Regions from separate parts of the Homo sapiens genome. Here region 1 is linked to region 2. The links are chromatin loops, found by intact Hi-C in ENCODE. Cell type or tissue: dorsolateral prefrontal cortex. All regions are shown on one strand. Region 1 overlaps NCOR2 (nuclear receptor corepressor 2). Region 2 overlaps ZNF664-RFLNA (ZNF664-RFLNA readthrough).

Evidence for each region. A loop is a pair of places that touch in the nucleus more often than their neighbours do. Peaks named below come from ENCODE experiments on the same cell type or tissue, not always from the same donor. Only the 100,000 strongest peaks of a DNase experiment are listed, where the experiment ranks them.
Region 1: a loop joins it to region 2, with 3 times the contacts of the local background. A loop is called at or near these places in 2 of 110 quality-filtered maps.

What each region holds. Positions count from the first base shown.
Region 1 is chr12:124,366,367-124,374,366 of GRCh38, forward strand. It overlaps NCOR2 (nuclear receptor corepressor 2), which reads right to left. Exons shown (of 49, transcript NM_006312.6): 22 at 5,656-6,244. Among named protein-coding and RNA genes, the nearest start is that of MIR6880, 33 kb to the left of the region's middle. RefSeq lists an enhancer at 2,719-3,220. In dorsolateral prefrontal cortex, CTCF peaks have their summits at 3,172 (motif pointing right) and 3,376; DNase peaks (open chromatin) are centred at 3,305 and 3,715; H3K4me3 peaks cover 472 bases; H3K27ac peaks cover 6,429 bases.
Region 2 is chr12:124,032,565-124,040,564 of GRCh38, forward strand. The region is part of intron 2 of ZNF664-RFLNA (ZNF664-RFLNA readthrough); the gene reads left to right. Among named protein-coding and RNA genes, the nearest start is that of ZNF664-RFLNA, 63 kb to the left of the region's middle. In dorsolateral prefrontal cortex, CTCF peaks have their summits at 111, 4,217 (motif pointing right) and 4,417; a DNase peak (open chromatin) is centred at 4,207; H3K27ac peaks cover 243 bases.

The DNA.
Region 1 (8,000 bases), 330 kb after region 2:
TGAAAAGTCCAGAACGGGCCAATCCATCGGGGACAGAAAGGAGATGAGTGGGTGCCAGGGCTGGGAGGAGGGAGGATAGGGGTGACTAGTGATGGGCATAGGGTTTCTTTCTTAGTATAACACTGAATATACTAAGAAGAACTGAATGATACACGTTTTTTTTGAGACAGGGTCTTGCTATGTCACTCAGGCTGGAGTGCAGTGCTGTAATCTCACTGCAGCCTTGACCCCCTGGGCTCACGCAATCCTCCCACCTCAGCCTCCGGAATTGCTGAAGCTAAAGGCACACATCACCGTACCTGACTGATTTTTGCATTTTTTTCTTTTTTGTGGTAGAGCCAAGGTTTCTCTATGTTGCCCAAGCTGGTCTTGAACTCCTGGGCTCAAGCTATCCTCCTGCTTTAGCCACTCAAAGAGCTAGGATTGCAGGTGTGTGCCACTGTGCCTAGCCTAAATGATACGCTTTCAATGGTGAAATGTATGGTATATGAATGATATCTTAATAACGGTTACAAAATGAAATGAGGACCATACTATATGCTAGCCATAAAGGGTTCGACGTATCAGCTGTATTTTCTCTATGAACAGTAAAAATAATATTTTTATATGTGTGTACAAATAGAAAAATAAAATATAAATTTTAAGGTTGAAATGCAAACGTTTGTATATGTGTAAAGATAATTCTATAGAGATAAAAATATGACTTTATAACACACACAAAACATGAGGTGCCACTGTCCCATGCAGTCTGCCCGAGAGCTCGCGTTTTCTATGTGGGGCCTGAGTGCTCCCTGTGCCTTGGTTTCCCTGTGGCCCCTCACCTAGTAGGGTGTGGGCAGTCAGATTGGCAGGGGGTGAGCGGGGGCAGGGGCTGCTGCCCAGAAGCTCTCAGCAGGTACCCTCTGGGGGGCACACACAGAGGCCCAAACCCTTCTTGAGCCCCCAGAGCAAGTGGGGACTGTGGTCATGGAGGTACCACTTTATAGTTTACAAGAGGTCTTCTGATCCCAGCCAGAGCTCTCTCATGGGTAAAGAAGGCAGCAGCCAGCACAAGGGCTGGGTTCAAGTTCTCGAGGGGAACGAGAGTCCTAAGCCCCCAGAGGGAGCGGCCACCAATAGTGGAGGAGGAAGGTGGAAAACGCTCAGAGCTCAGGGCCCATCTGACCGCCCCTTGTCCCGTAGCCATGCTGGAGGAGCGCCACCTCCAGAAGCCCTCCTGGCTGGCTCTCCCCACCCTCCACTCTCCCTTCTTTGTTTTATTTTATTTATTTATTTATTTTTTTGGAGACAGAGTCTTGCTCTGTTGCCCAGGCTGGAGTGCAGTGGCACAATCTTGGCTCACTGCAAGCTCTGCTTCCTGGGCTCAAGTGATCCTCCTGCCTCAGTCTCCCTAGTAGCTGGGATTGCAGGCACACGCCACCATACCTGGCTAATTTTTTGGTATTTTAGCGGAGACAGGCTTTCACTATGTTGGTCAGGCTGGTCTCAAACTCTTGACCTCAAATGATCCACCCACCTTGGCTTCCCAAAGTGCTGGGATTACAGGCATGAGCCACCGCGACCGGCCTCTCTCCTTTGTTTTCTTGGAAGGCAGCCACTTCTATTTTCCTTTCTGGCGGCCTGGGTGGGGCGGGGACTCTCAGGGCCTGGCACAGAGTATGTGTCTGGGAGGGGCCCCACCCTGCCTACCCAGCCCTGCAGTTGCGAGCAAAGGCTCGGATCCCCTCTCTGACCATGTGACTTAGCCAACTGTGCCTCGGTTTCTCAATCTGGAGAGTGGAGACGAAAGCTTCAAGGGCTGTCCGTGGGTGGGCGTGGGGATGCTGGTGACCAGCACGTGGGGCCGAGTGGGTCGGGCCACCTTCTCCTCACTGTCATTTTCCTTCCCACTCATGAAGGCCGGTTGGGGGGCAGGGCACGAGAGGGGGAATAAGGGCCTGGGGACATTCATCGGAACATGCTGGGCCTGCAACAGTACATCCCCTCTCCACCCAGCCCTTGCCTCAGTTTCCCCATGGTCATCAAGCTGGGACAATCCTTGCCACCATCCTAGGGCTAGGAGGGAGAGGGAGGGCTGGTTTGTGAACAGGCATCCCTTGCCTCTCCAAGGCCCCAAGATAAAACCCTGACCCGTCACTTCCACCCGTGGGGCCTGCCCACCTCTCTGACCTCTCCGCCCTCTCTGCCCTGGGCTGCTCACTCCACTCTACACCCTGCTATAGGCCTCTCTGCTGTCCACTGGACATACGCTCATGCGGCCACAGGGCCTTTGCACTGGTGGTTCCCAGGGGGTCTGGCTTTCCCTCACACTAAGGCTCTCATTGCCCTCCAATGTCACCTCCCCAGAGGCCCTCCCTGCCTGACCAGCCCACTCTCCCCTGCTCCCCATGCCCCATCTGCCCATCACCCACTCATCCCGTAAACAATGGTTTCCTTCTCCATGCCCTCACTAGAATGTAAGTGCCTGGAGTCAGGGCCTTGTCTGTGCAGTTTCCAGCGCCCCCGGCGCCTGGCGCATGCTGGTGCCATCAGTCACTTGCAGAATAAAGTAACAAAGGTGAAATTGCTGTTATGATCTTCCAAAATGCCAGAGGGACAGCTGAAGGAGCTGCACTCCAGCCCCCTCTTGGGGTGACCTCTAGGGGGTGTCCCAAAGCAGATCCAAAGGAGGGCAGCTAATCTCTGAGCGCCCACTGTGGCCCGTCATTAACTGAGTTATTCTTGCAATAAGCCATCCACGCCCACCTTACAGATGAGAAAACTGAGGCTTGGGGGAGGGGACTCCCAAGGCCAGGCCCTGCCAAAAAAGCACCCAGGCACCTTCTCTGAAGAGTAAGAGAGGGGAAGGCAGGCAGGCTCGGGGTTTTGCAATTGAAGCCACTATCTCTGGTCGTCTGCCAAGAAAACACCCAGGCAGAGCCACCTCGAAGAAAGTGCCAGCGGGCCGAAGGAGAATGTGATTTTCTCTCTCCCAAAGTCACCGGGGCGGGGGGCCAGATGAGAGTCATCTTGCGTCCATCCAGGAACACAGAGCTCCCCCACTGGGGCTGCCAGGCAGGAGGGATGATACTGGGCGGGCAGCCAGGAGCAGGGGTCGCCTGGGGGGCCCGCCCGTCCCACCAGCCCTTCCCGGGAGGCCCTGGCTGCCAGGGCCTACTCTGACGCATCTCGTCCGCGTCCTCCAGCGTCCGCCCGGCCCTGCGCAGTCGTGGCCGGCAGAGGGAGGGGTGGCGGGCTGCCGGCCAGGACGAGGTCAGCAGGCTGGCCAGAGTCCAGCCTCGTTCACTGAGAGGGCAAAGCAGGCCCCAAGGGCGGGGGCCTGGGCCTAGTCGCACAGGGCGGGACAAACCAGGTGTCCTGACTCCCAGCCGAGGACTCCTGCACCCGGGGGCTGTGTGCTGGACACTGGGCAAGGGGTGGACGTACGCCAGGCCCAGCTCGGGGAGGGAGGACACGGCCCTGGGCGGGGCTGCAGGGGAGAGGACGGGAGGCTGCAAGTGCCCTGCGGGGCCTCAGGCCTAGCCTGAGTGTTCTGGGGACGGACAGGATGCAAGCTGATCCCCCGGCTCCCCAGTCCGGGGCCAGCCACATGGACCCAAAATACAGACTCTGGGAGGCAGCTTATCAATGGGGCTGCCCCATGACCTCAGCGGTCCCCCGGCGAAGGCAGAAACATGTGTTTCTATGACTCTGTCCCCACAGCCAGCAGGAGCGGGGCGGGGAGCCGTCTGCCCTGACCCCGCTATCCAGGCACAATGGCCCTGGCTGCCTGCCTCCAGGGCAGACCCAGCCACACCATGAACACTGTTTTCCAAGCTGGGACTGTCGGGCAAGAAGCTCAGGGATTTGGTGCCCTCAGAAACCCGCAGGCCAGGCCTTTGCTCATCACAGGGTCAGGGTCAGGCCGTCCACTTCTCACACGCATGGGCGCGGTTCCTGTTGGCAGTGGTTCCTGGGGACCCTGAGATTTTGTTTTGTGGAACCTATAGAGATCCGGGTGAACCTCAGTTCCTAGGGAATGTCCTAGGACTTCCCCCTTTAACATGGCCCAGGGTGAACCCCAGGGCAGAGACAAGGGCCCCGCATGACCCTGCGGGTCTGATTTTCCTCCCTCGCTTGCTCTGCCCAGGACCATTCCAAGGGACTTGGGAGGGGAGAAAACAGACCACACTGTAGTTGAAATAAAATGGCCTGCCTGCCCCACCAGAAAACAATTCCTCCAGCCATCCAGATGTGAGCAGGACGCAGTCTCCGCGGGTCTGCCCTCTGCCAACCGAGATTGGCCCTAACTTGGGTAGCCATCTTTGGTTCTGGGCTGGAGGCCTTGAGGCCCAAAGCATCTGTGCTGAAAATGGGTAAAAGGTGGCATTCTCAGGGATGTGGGGTCACCCAGGCCAGGAGCAAAGACAGAGGCCAGAAAGGAAAGAACACACCTCAGAGACATCAACACCCAAACAGGACGACACTGGGGTCCTCCAGGCCACCCCAGCTGGAGAGGAATTTGCAAGGGGAACCTCTGCACCTGTGATCCAAGGTGATCACCTGTGATCCTGAGCCCTGGACCCTTGGCTGATGGGAGATGAGCCACCAAAAACATGTTGAACCTGTGGCTTTTCCCCAACCCCACGGCCACCACGCTCGCATCTCCATCACCAGCCCCAGGGCACTTGCAGCTGCCTCCTGACTGTGCCTCTCACTCCCAGCAAATCCCCCACATGGTTTCATGGGTAAATCACATCTGGCTCTCTTGGGAGAGGCTCGTAAAGGCCTTCTCACTGCCCTGAGAACAAAATGCAGCCCCCACCTGCCAGGGCGTGACTCAGTGCCCCCACCCCCGTGAGAGCTGCCCCCCGTCCTGCCAGGCTGCCCCCTCCCTGAGCCACCCTTTGGCACCTGAATCCACCAAGCTCATTCCCACCTCGGGCCTTCGCACTTGCTGTTCCCACCACGCTGAGGGTAGAACTGTGTCCCCCCAGAGAAGGTACATTCAAGTCCTAACCCAGGGTCTCTGTGAATGTGACCTTATTTGGAAATAGACTGTTTGCTGATATAATCAAGTTAAGATGAAGCTGCACTAGATTAGGACAGCTGCCCATCCAATGCCTGGTGTCCTCAGAAGAAGAAAGTGTGGACACAGAGATGCACAGGGCGAAGGTCATGTGACAGCAGAGCCAAAGACGGAGTGGCATGCCAGCAATCACGACCGCCAGCAGCGGCCAGGAGCTGGAAGAGGCGGGATGGATCTGCCCAGAGGCTCGGAGGCTGCGTCTCGGCCTGCATGGTGCCCCCAGGCTCCTGGCCTCCAGGACTGTATTTGTTAAAAGCCACCTGGCTCGAACTACCTTGTGAGGGCGGCCCTAGGAAGCGAGCAGGCTGCCTGGCACACTCTCTCCCTAGCGCTGCCCAGGGCTGCCTCCTCTGTCCGGGTCTCAGCTTGGATGTCACCTCCTGGGGAGGTCCTCCCGGCCACACCTCCGCCCCTTCCTGGCCTGCATCTCTCATTCCTGGACTCTACTCCAAGTCTGCCTCCCTAACCACACCTCGGGCTCCCCCAAAGCAGGCAGAGCCAGACTGGGTGCGGCTGTCTAAGTAGGTAGTCGCTGCTCAGTGTCTGCAGACAAAAGCCAAGGTTAGGGCTGCCTGGCGCCCACTCACCGGTTCTTGTCGCCGCCCTCGGCCTCATCCACCTCGTCTGCACTGCAGGTAGCACTGGAGTCGCTGTCCTGGGGGGCGCCCGAGCTCTTGGCTGTGGTGGCCCTGCCGCTCCCGCCCTCCTTCTTCTCTGCCTTGAGCGCCCCCTCGGCCGTGGCCTCAGCGGCCTCCGCGTCCTTGCCCTTGGCCGGCCCCTCCTCGGCTTCCTCCGTGCACTCGCTCTTGACGGGCTCCTCGGCCTTCCCTGTGTCCACTGCCAGCTCCTCAGCCGCGGGGGGCTTCTGCTCCTCCCCCTCCTCCACTGGGGGCGCTGCTGCGGTCTCCTCCTCCTTCTCCTCCTTGGGGACCACAGGAGGAGGTGCAGAGGGCGATGGGGGTGCTGGTGGGGGCGTAGGGGCTCCGGTGGCTTCAGAGGCCGGGGTGGGCTCAGTGGGGGCCGGGATGTCCTCCGGTGGTGGGGTGGGTGGCCCTGGGGGTGGCCCGTCGGCGCCCAGGGTGGCTGGGGGCTTGGGCCCATTCTGCCCTGTGTCCTTGGCGGCCTCAGTGTGAGGAGAGGGGATGCTCTCGGTGTCTGAGCTGTTGTTGACAGTGGCTGTGCAGGGCGAGAAGGAAGAGGGGATGAGCAGGGTCTGGCGGGGCCTCCAGAAGAGATGCATGGCCCTGACCCTCCGGATGAGGCCGCTCTGTCGCCTGATGCCAAAACAGCCCCGAGGCTCCTACACACCTGGGCTGCTGCCTAGAGCCCCACCCCTGAGACAAAGCCCCTGACCAGGCCCCTACCCACAGCTGCTGCCCTCGCCTGGCCGCCTTTCTCCCAGACTGACCCTGCTGGCATAACCTGGTTAATTCCCAACCCCAGGACCTCCTGGTGGTCAGCACCCCCGACAGATGGAGCCAGCCTGAGGGTGGCCGTGGGCAAAGGCCTTCGTCCTGGGGGTCTCCATGTTCTCATCTGAGCTCTAACCCCGGCTCTGCCCCGCACTGGCTGCGTGCCACGGGAAACTCAGGTTACCTCTTGGGCCTCAGTTTTCCCATCTGCAGAACGGGAGAACAATAGTTCCCATCTCACAGGGCGGAGAAGCTGGCAATTGTGAGGGCAAGGGCAACTGCCTGGTGACTGCCTGCTGCTGCACCACCATCGCCACCATCATCGTCACATGACAGTGTAGAATGCGCTCAGTGTGAGTACAGGGGACCCGGGCACAGTGGACAATGAGGCCAGTGCGTGTGCAGGGGACCCGGGCACAGTGGACAATCATGAGGCCAGTGCGTGTGCAGGGGCCCGGGCACAGTGGACAATCATGAGGCCAGTGCGTGTGCAGGGGCCCCGGGCACAGTGGACAATCATGAGGCCAGTGCGTGTGCAGGGGCCCCGGGCACAGTGGACAATCACGAGGCCAGTGCGTGCGCAGGGGCCCCGGGCACAGTGGGCAGTGAGGCCAGTGCGTGCGCAGGGGCCCCGGGCACAGTGGACAGTGAGGCCAGTGCGTGCGCAGGGGCCCCGGGCACAGTGGACAGTGAGGCCAGTGCGTGCGCAGGGGCCCCGGGCACAGTGGGCAGTGAGGCCAGTGCGTGCGCAGGGGCCCCGGGCACAGTGGGCAGTGAGGCCAGTGCGTGCGCAGGGGCCCCGGGCACAGTGGACAATCATGAGGCCAGTGCGTGCGCAGGGGCCCCGGGCACAGTGGACAATCATGAGGCCAGTGCGTGCGCAGGGGCCCCGGGCACAGTGGACAATCATGAGGCCAGTGCGTGTGCAGGGGCCCTGGGCACGGTGGACAATCATGAGGCCAGTGCGTGTGCAGGGGCCCTGGGCACGGTGGACAATCATGAGGCCAGTGCGTGCGCAGGGGCCCCGGGCACGGTGGACAACGAGGCCAGTGCGTGTGCAGGGGCCCCGGGCACAGCCCACACCAACGGCCTCAGCATGGGTTTTACACAGCAGGAGCGCGATCTGTGCTGGCGGAGTGGCAGGATGAAAGCACGCACCCAAGGATGGCAAGGAGAGCCCAGCCGCATTCCTGGCTCTCTAGCCCCCAAACCCACACCCGGCTCTTCTTTGAGTCTCAATGTCTCCCATTTTCTGTAAAATGGGGATACTTGAAAACCCCTGCATTTGCTATCAGGGAAATCAAACCCGGTCGGAGACCCAAGCGTACCAGTGAAAATCAGCAAAGCAGTGGAGACGGGAAACTGGTCTGCTGGAGTGAGCCCGGGACCAGCATGGGGAACAGCCACTGTGCTGGGAAGGAAGCCCAGAGGCCGCGGAGCACAAACGGTGGCGCTCACAGAAAGAGGCATGTGCTCAGAAGCGGGGTTCCTTGTGGAGGACCGGGGACCTTGGGATGCCC
Region 2 (8,000 bases):
AAGGAGGACAAAAACTGCCACCCTCCACTTTGTTCTCTGAATTGCTTTTAAAAGACAGTTTTTAAATTTGTCCATAAAACATTTTTCTGACTCACCACAATGCTGTAAAAGCAACCACTCCAGGAGTCACAGAACCCCGTGGTCTCCAGTTTCAACCCCTTCTCTCTTTATGCCTTTGTAAAAATTTGTATTTAGTTCATTTTTTTAGGGACAGGGTCTTGCTCTGTTGTCCAGGCTGTGGTGCAGTGGTGCGATCATAGCTCACTGTAACTTCGAACTCCAGGGCTCAAGTGATCGTCCTGCCTCAGCCTCCTGAGGAGCTGGGACCTCAGGCATATACCACTACGTCTCACTAATTTTTGTATTTTTTGTAGAGACAGGGTCTCACTATGTTGCCCAGGCTGGTCTCCAACTCCTGGTGTCAAGCAGTCCTCCCACCTCAGCCTCCCAAACATGTTGGGATTAAAGGTGTGAGCTACTGTGCTCAGCCCCAGCCTTTCTTATCTCATTTAAATGTTGAACCTGATGACCCAAACACATTTACTTTGTTTCATCTATTTAAATTCTTTGTAAATTCTATGAACTATATAGCAAGGCTAGTTCTTTAATGATCACTCACTTGCAAAATAAAAAAAAAAGATATAATAATGCTAATAAGACTTTTGTAGGAGGTGATGTGATATACAAAATAAAAGCGTGATGTGATTTCCTCAGGCAATTTCTTTGGGAAAATAAAAAAGGAAGTTGATAGTCTAGTGGAGACATCAGATTAGAAACAATTACTTCATTTGTGCCGTGGACTGAAGACACAGATTCCCTTCTGAGAGCTCAGGCCATTGTGTATCAATCATACCACAAATGGGAGTGTTTTAAAAACTCTAAACAACTGTTTGGTGAAACATGCCAAGAACCACCTCTGAGAAGGCAGCCTATTGATAAAGTGGTTCTTTTTGGCTCTAAAAATCCCAAGCACGTGGGTGAACAGGTGCACATGATCTTCCGTTCTCTTTTTCCTGTGGAGTTCATCAATGACTATGATCTGACAGAGGAAAGCTCTGCTAAGAACATAAGGAGACTTAAAAGATGGCGAGGTGGCACAGCAGCTTGGAAGAGCAGGTTTTAGTCTAGAGATGGGAAGTTTTGAGCCTTCAGTGGTTAGAAAAATTCCTTCTCCTCTGCCTTCTCTCCTTCCCTTCAAGGCATCGATGTGTGGAATATAAACCATCTTTATATTTTAGAGGTTGACATCTTGTCTTACAGCAATTCAAAGGGAAGGAGACATGCAGCCCCATTCAAGCACAGGACGTGGACAGAGTGTCCAGGGACTTGCGAAAGTGAGAGGACAAAACTAACTAAAAAGCCACAGGCCCCAATCTACCAGATGACCCAGTAGTTTTACTTCTGGGACAGCCCTGAAGAAGTGAGGATCACCTTGCTAGGGGCTGAAAATCACCCTATCTAGGGTCCTGGGAGCCAGGAGAGGCTTTCTACAGAAGGGCTTTGAGGGATGTGTAGGAGTTCACTTGACAGGTACAGTGAGAAAGCACACTTTAAGCAGAGGAGAGAATATATACCAGTGGTTCTCAACATTAAGCCTACATCAGAACCACCTGGAGGGCTCATGAAAACACCAATCTCTGGGCCTTGCCCCCCAGTTTCTGATTCACTGGGTCTGGGGTAAGGCTTGGGAATTTGTTTTTGTTTTTAACGAGTTCCCAGGGGATGCTGACGCTGTTGTTCTAGGGACCCCACTTTGAAAACTGTAAACTTACATGAAGAACTGAAGCATGAAGTCACAGCCTGCGTCTGGGGAACTGTAACTACCTCGTTGTTGCTGGAATTTGAATTGTCTGAGCAATATGGTTAGAGGGTTAGGGAGGAGTCTCAAATGCCGAGCTGTGGGCATGCAAAATAAAGAAACGCGCCATTTGTGCATTCCAGGAGCAGGCGGCGCTGTGCTGCTGTAACTTTCAATCCCAATTGACATGCCCATTTTCCAGAGGAAGAAATTGCGGAACACAAGGTTCACTGATTGGTCCAAATTCCCCATTTAAGTAAGTGATGGATCTGGGATTCTAAACCGGGCCTCGGGAGACGCTAAAGCCCTTTTTATCTCCCTTGCCAGGGGCTCCATGCTAGAGCACTTAAAATTAAATCTCCGCAACAGAGGCATTGGGGAGAAAAATAATCAGGAAATATCTTGGGCAGGAGATTATAGGATAGGTCGGAAGGGGCTTACACCAGACCCTTTGGGAGACCCGCAAAAGTTGAACTGACAGACTCTTGAGATGTGATGTGGCCGCAGAGCTGGAGAAGGCCGATTAGAGAGGAGAGATGGGAGGGAGGACCTGGGACCCTGCTGGCTGATAGGTTGTGGTGCGTACCATTGAGGCCTTGACTTTGGAGAGATACCTGGTGAAGCCAGCGAGAAAGGCAGGAGGGGTCGGAGGGGCACGTCATGAAGACGTCCTGGGACACGAGGACCCACACGCTCCCTCCTTCCCGGTTACCCAGCCTTTTTCTAAGCCTTTCGTCATTCTGACTGGTTAATTTTGTTATCTTTTATTTTCTCGTCTCACTCATTCTCTTTGAATTTCTCTTCTGTCTTCATGCTCATTATCAGGCTAGCAAATTGTTAACTATGTAAATTTTAAAAGGAAAAATGTCAGCAGGCAGCTGGACAAGACAGAAGAGACAGAACTTCAAATGTTGCAGTCCAGGCTCCTTGGGAGAGTATGTCCTCCTTCTCATGAACAGGGAGAGCAAATGGTGTAACTGACACCCCTAAGTTCATCACGTGGGTGTCATCATTACAACACTTTGCAATATTAGCTTCATTTTCTGCCCCCTGGAGTATTTTGAAGCATATTTCAGATGTTATAACACCTCTAAATACTTTAGAATGTGTCTCTAAAAATAGGGACATCTTCCTACTAACCATGGCACCATCATCATCACACATAAAAGATTAACGCAATTCACTGAATCATCTAACACCAAGTCAATATTCAGACATCCCTAGTATTGAATTATCTAACCCGCAGTCGATATTCAGATATCCCCAGTTATTCCCAATGTCTTTTCCTCCAAGATTTTATCATAAAAATATTTTCAAACATCAGATGAATTGAAGGACTCTTACAGTGAGCATCTATATATCCACCACCTAGTTGTGGAATTACCATTTGGCTGTGTGCTTTCTTGTATACCTGTCCGTCTATCCATCTTTCCAGTCACCCATTAATCCATCTTAATTTTTCAGTGCATTTCAGAGTGAGATGCAGATATCAGCACCCTTCCCCCTAAACACTTCAGCATGAGTATCATTTGCTGGAGTCCAGTATTTATTAGGTTCTTTCCTTTTGAGGTAAAATTGACATATAAATAAAAGACCCAAATTTCCAGTATAATATTTGATGAATTGAGCAAATAGTTAGCTGTCTAACCCAAACCCCTGTGAAGATAGCAAACATTTTCATCACCCCAGAAGGTTCCCCATGTCCCTTCCCAGTCAATCCCCCCACTCCACACAACCCCTGATTTGACTTTTTCCTATCACTGCATCTTCTGGAAGTTCATATAAATAGCATGGTGCCCTTGTGTAAGGCTGCTTTCACATGGCATAATGCTTTTGTTATGTACCCATGTCGTGTGTGTCACAATAGCCTGTGATTTTTATTGTTATGGAGTAGCCTGTCACATGATGTGTCCACCATTTACTCATCCATCACTTGTTGAGGGACATTTAGGCTGAATCTTCCATTTGGCGATGATGAGTAAAGCTGCTATGAACATTTTCATGTACAGGTTTTTTTGTGGACTCTCGCAAACGTCTCCTACTGCTGGTTTATTTTAACCATGATGCAATCAAGGTCCCACCCTGCAGCCGATTGTTGTGCTTCTGACGTTTCCTTTAATTAAGTTGAAGGGGCCCAGTCAAACCCCCTGTTGTAGCCACAGCTCCGGTTACCTGCCAGGCATACAAAGGAGCTGAGTTCTCAGAGTAACAACAGCTACTGAGCTGCTTGTGTAGACCTTAGGCTTGTGATTGGAATGGTTTCGTTGTACACCCGCCGGTTGTTACAGGGAAGAAAGACTCCAGGCTGGACATCTCAGAACTAAACTAATTGAACTAATTAACCTAATCTCTCCCTCTTTCTCATACTCTGGGAGTCAGCCATTTTTGTTGGTGATGCTGCACTGTTTCGCAGCCACAAGGGGGCACCTGTGTGCTTTGTATGATTTAAAATTTTCATTTGGCAATTAAAAAAAGTTCTCCCAGAAAATCAGTATTTTAAGATGCTTTCCCTGTTTCCCAGTCTATTGAATTCAATGGTGACTTTTGTTCAATTGTTCAATACGTATTTACCGAATACCCACCATGACTAATGCATTGTGCTACGCACTGTGGGTGGTGAAGAAATAAAATAGTTCCTACCCTTGGGACTCTTCTGACCCACAGGGAGGAGAGAGAACCACAGTACAGCTCGGCATGTGTTTGAAGTCAGAAGAATGGGGCGAAACTGTGGAGATTCAGGTGGGTGGGAGCTGGCATCGCGATATTCCGGGAGGCCATGATGTCAAGAGCAAGTGAAGAGACCAGAAGGTTCTGGAACCCAGGATCTGTTAGGGATGCTGGAAGGGATTCGATGGTCCAGAGCTAGGGAATTTGGAACTTATTCATGATGTTGAATGACACGGGGGAGTTTTCAGTGGGGAAGTGACTGGTAGTATTGAATTGGAGAGGAAAGAGAAGAGGCAGGAAACTCTCTGTGGGGGCAGTTTGGGGGTGATGGGGCCCATGCTGGGGTGACCCTGGGAGAATGGCTGAGAATCATCTCTGAGTGCTGTAGGAATGAATGAGACCAATGGAGAGGAGAGAGAGAACATTCTGGAATCCTTCTGGAATGACTGAAAATCATCTCTGAGTGTTGTAGGAATGAAGGAGACCACTTGGGGAGAGGAGAGAGAGAACATTCTGGAATGTTCTGAGAATCATTCCAGAATTACTGCAGACCACTTGGGGAGAGGAGAGAAAGACAATATCCTGGAATGTTCTTGGAGCAGTCTTATTTTGAAGTTTGGTTTTCAAAGTCAAGTAGCTTTGCATTATATGAAAACTTTCACTAAGATACTTCCAAGTAGGGTCAGTGGCGAGTTGTTCTGCCCGTTAAAGAAAAAATTCTCGGCCGGGCGCAGTGGCTCACGCCTGTAATCCCAGCACTTTGGGAGGCCGAGGCGGGCGGATCACGAGGTCAGGAGATCGAGACCATTCTGGCTAACACGGTGAAACCCCGTCTCTACTAAAAACACAAAACATTAGCCGGGCGTGGTGGCGGGCGCCTGTAGTCCCAGTTACTCGGGAGGCTGAGGCAGGAGAATGGCGTGAACCCGGGAGGCGGAGCTTGCAGTGAGCTGAGATCGCGCCACTGCCCTCCAGCCTGGGCGACAGAGCGAGACTCCGGAAAAAAAAAAAAAAAACACGTAAGGAAGACACTATTCAGGACCATTTTGAGGGGTCACGACCGTCACAGTAGGGGAGAGAGATAGGGCTCAACTCCGAAAACAGCAAAGACAGCTGTAGATTATAGTCAAGAGGCAGAGTGGGTAATGGAGGAAAATTACTGAGAGGAGACAGAACCTGAGGATGAGGCCTCCTGGGGAAGAGGACTCTGAGGAACCTAACATTTGATCAAGGACAGAGTCTTTGTCATGCCTCAGGGATTAATCAGATCTTTTGTTAAGTGCGAATCCCAGCAGGTGAAGTGGGATGTATTTTTTAAGTGGGAAGTATTCTGATTAAACGGGAGCATGAGGCAGTGAAATGGGATAAATTTGTTTTATGCAAGATGAAACACTAAATCACCTTTATACAAATATTCATACAAATATTTTTATACAAATATGAATTTTTTATACAAAAATTTCAGCATTCCTGAAATTATAAATCAGTGGGAAAAGTTTGACTTAAAAAATAAATTCAGTGGCAGATAAACAATTCAAGTGATTCTTTGTTTTTACCTTTGTTGAAAGAAATGGTATTAGTAACTTAAAATAGATTTGTTTAAAAAACGAAAATATAACGTGTTTTTGGTCCATTGAAATAAGGTGATATGACAGTCACGCCCAGGTCCCCAATTACTAGGCTGATTTACATAAGCATGATTTACCCTGATTTATATAAACATCCATCCTTCCCTAATCACTTTATTAAGTTTCAGGTTCAAATATTTCCCTGAAACTTTTTTCAGGGAAAAAATATACATTTTATATTTATATTTTTAATATTTTTTTTTCCCACTTTCCTTAAAAATCTCCTTTTCATCACTAAAGGGCAGTTCAGCCACAGGCTCTGGATTCAAATCCAGCACCTTCTCATGTTAGCTGTGTGACTTTAGTTTCCCTCACTATCAAGTGAGGATAATAAGAGGGTTTCCTCACCGGATCAGAGGAGTGCCCAGCAGGGGTGGGCACAGCTCCTGGCACACTCACTGTGATTGATGTTTCTGGTTGACGTTGTCTTCGACCCAAGTCTGCTTATGTAAGATGTGAGCCTGGCTGATTAACTCTGCTTTGTAAATTAAAAGGGAAATCTTCCTTTTTCCAACTTGCCCAGGAAGCTTTGGTGTGTCCCTACGTGTTTTCTTGTATCATGTGGTTAAGGGTGACTTGATCCAGGAACTCAAAAGATCCTGTTAATACTTCTTTTTAATGGGATCGTCCAACCTTTAAAATTCATTCACCCCTTATATATAAACCCACAGATGTTAAAACCAGAACAAGGATGTATTCACGGAGGAAACAAATTCCATCTTCAACACAGCACTTGCAGAGGTAGAATTAACTCAGAAAGAGGCTGGACAACTTGGCCTGGAACCCACTGTGGGAAACTTTGGTAACTATCAGCTGTGGTTTGCTTTTCTGCACCACTGACTCAGCAACCCTGCAGTTGGGCACTGGGTGAGTTTGCAGTGGGAGAGAACAACCTTATCCTCTCTTTGAAAAACATTTCCACCCACAGGACAGCTTATTGGGAGGACCAGAACTCCGAAAGAATGAAAAAGGAAAATGAATGAAACCACATAGATTTTGTTTGCTCCTAGTGAAACAGGAAAAGGGAATAAGAACCAAAAATTTAGTATCATTTTGCCTGGATGATTTTTTCAGTTAGCTAGAGAAAAAGATTTGATGGCTTTAATAGGGATTAACAGAAGTGATCTTTCAGAAAGTTATAGATACTTACTTTTAGGGTTTTCTTTTCCCCCCAACTAGCTTGTCTAATGTAATATACATCATGATAAATACCTTTTTTTTTTTTTTTTGAGATGGAGTCTTGCTCTCTCGCCCAGGCTGGAGTACAGTGGCGCGATCTTGGCTCGCTGCAACCTCCGCCTCCTGAGTTGAAGTGATTCTTCTGCCTCAGACTCCTGAGTAGCTGGGACTATAGGCACGTGCCATCACAACTGGCTAATTTTTATATTTTTAGTAGAGACAGGGTTTCACCATGTTGGCCAGGCTGGTTTCGAACTCCTGACCTCAAGTAATCCACCGGCCTTGGCCTCCCAAAGTGTTGGGATTACAAGCGTGAGCCACCGCACCTGGTCAATAGATAACTGTTAATGAAGTATAATGTGTTTTTATGGATATATTTCTTTGTAAGCACATTATGGCCTTTCAATTCAAATACAAGTGTTTCTGATTGAAATCTTGAAGGGGCAACATAATTGGATTTGACCAAATATGGGATTTAGAAATGGAAGCAGATTCAGCCAGAATTCCTGCCTAGGACTTCCTGGGGATCAGGGAAGAGGTGAAATGCACAGGAAATGTCTTCTATTGAACGTGAGGGCATGTTGATATCAAAGGGCCCGGGAGGGCCACACACTATGAACGTGATGTCCACATTCTTGGCGGTGCTCACGGCAGTAACGTGCATTTCCTGTGCGGGGCTGCCTGGCTCCGTCATAGCTTGCCGAGTGTCCCAATGCTGTTATTTCCTC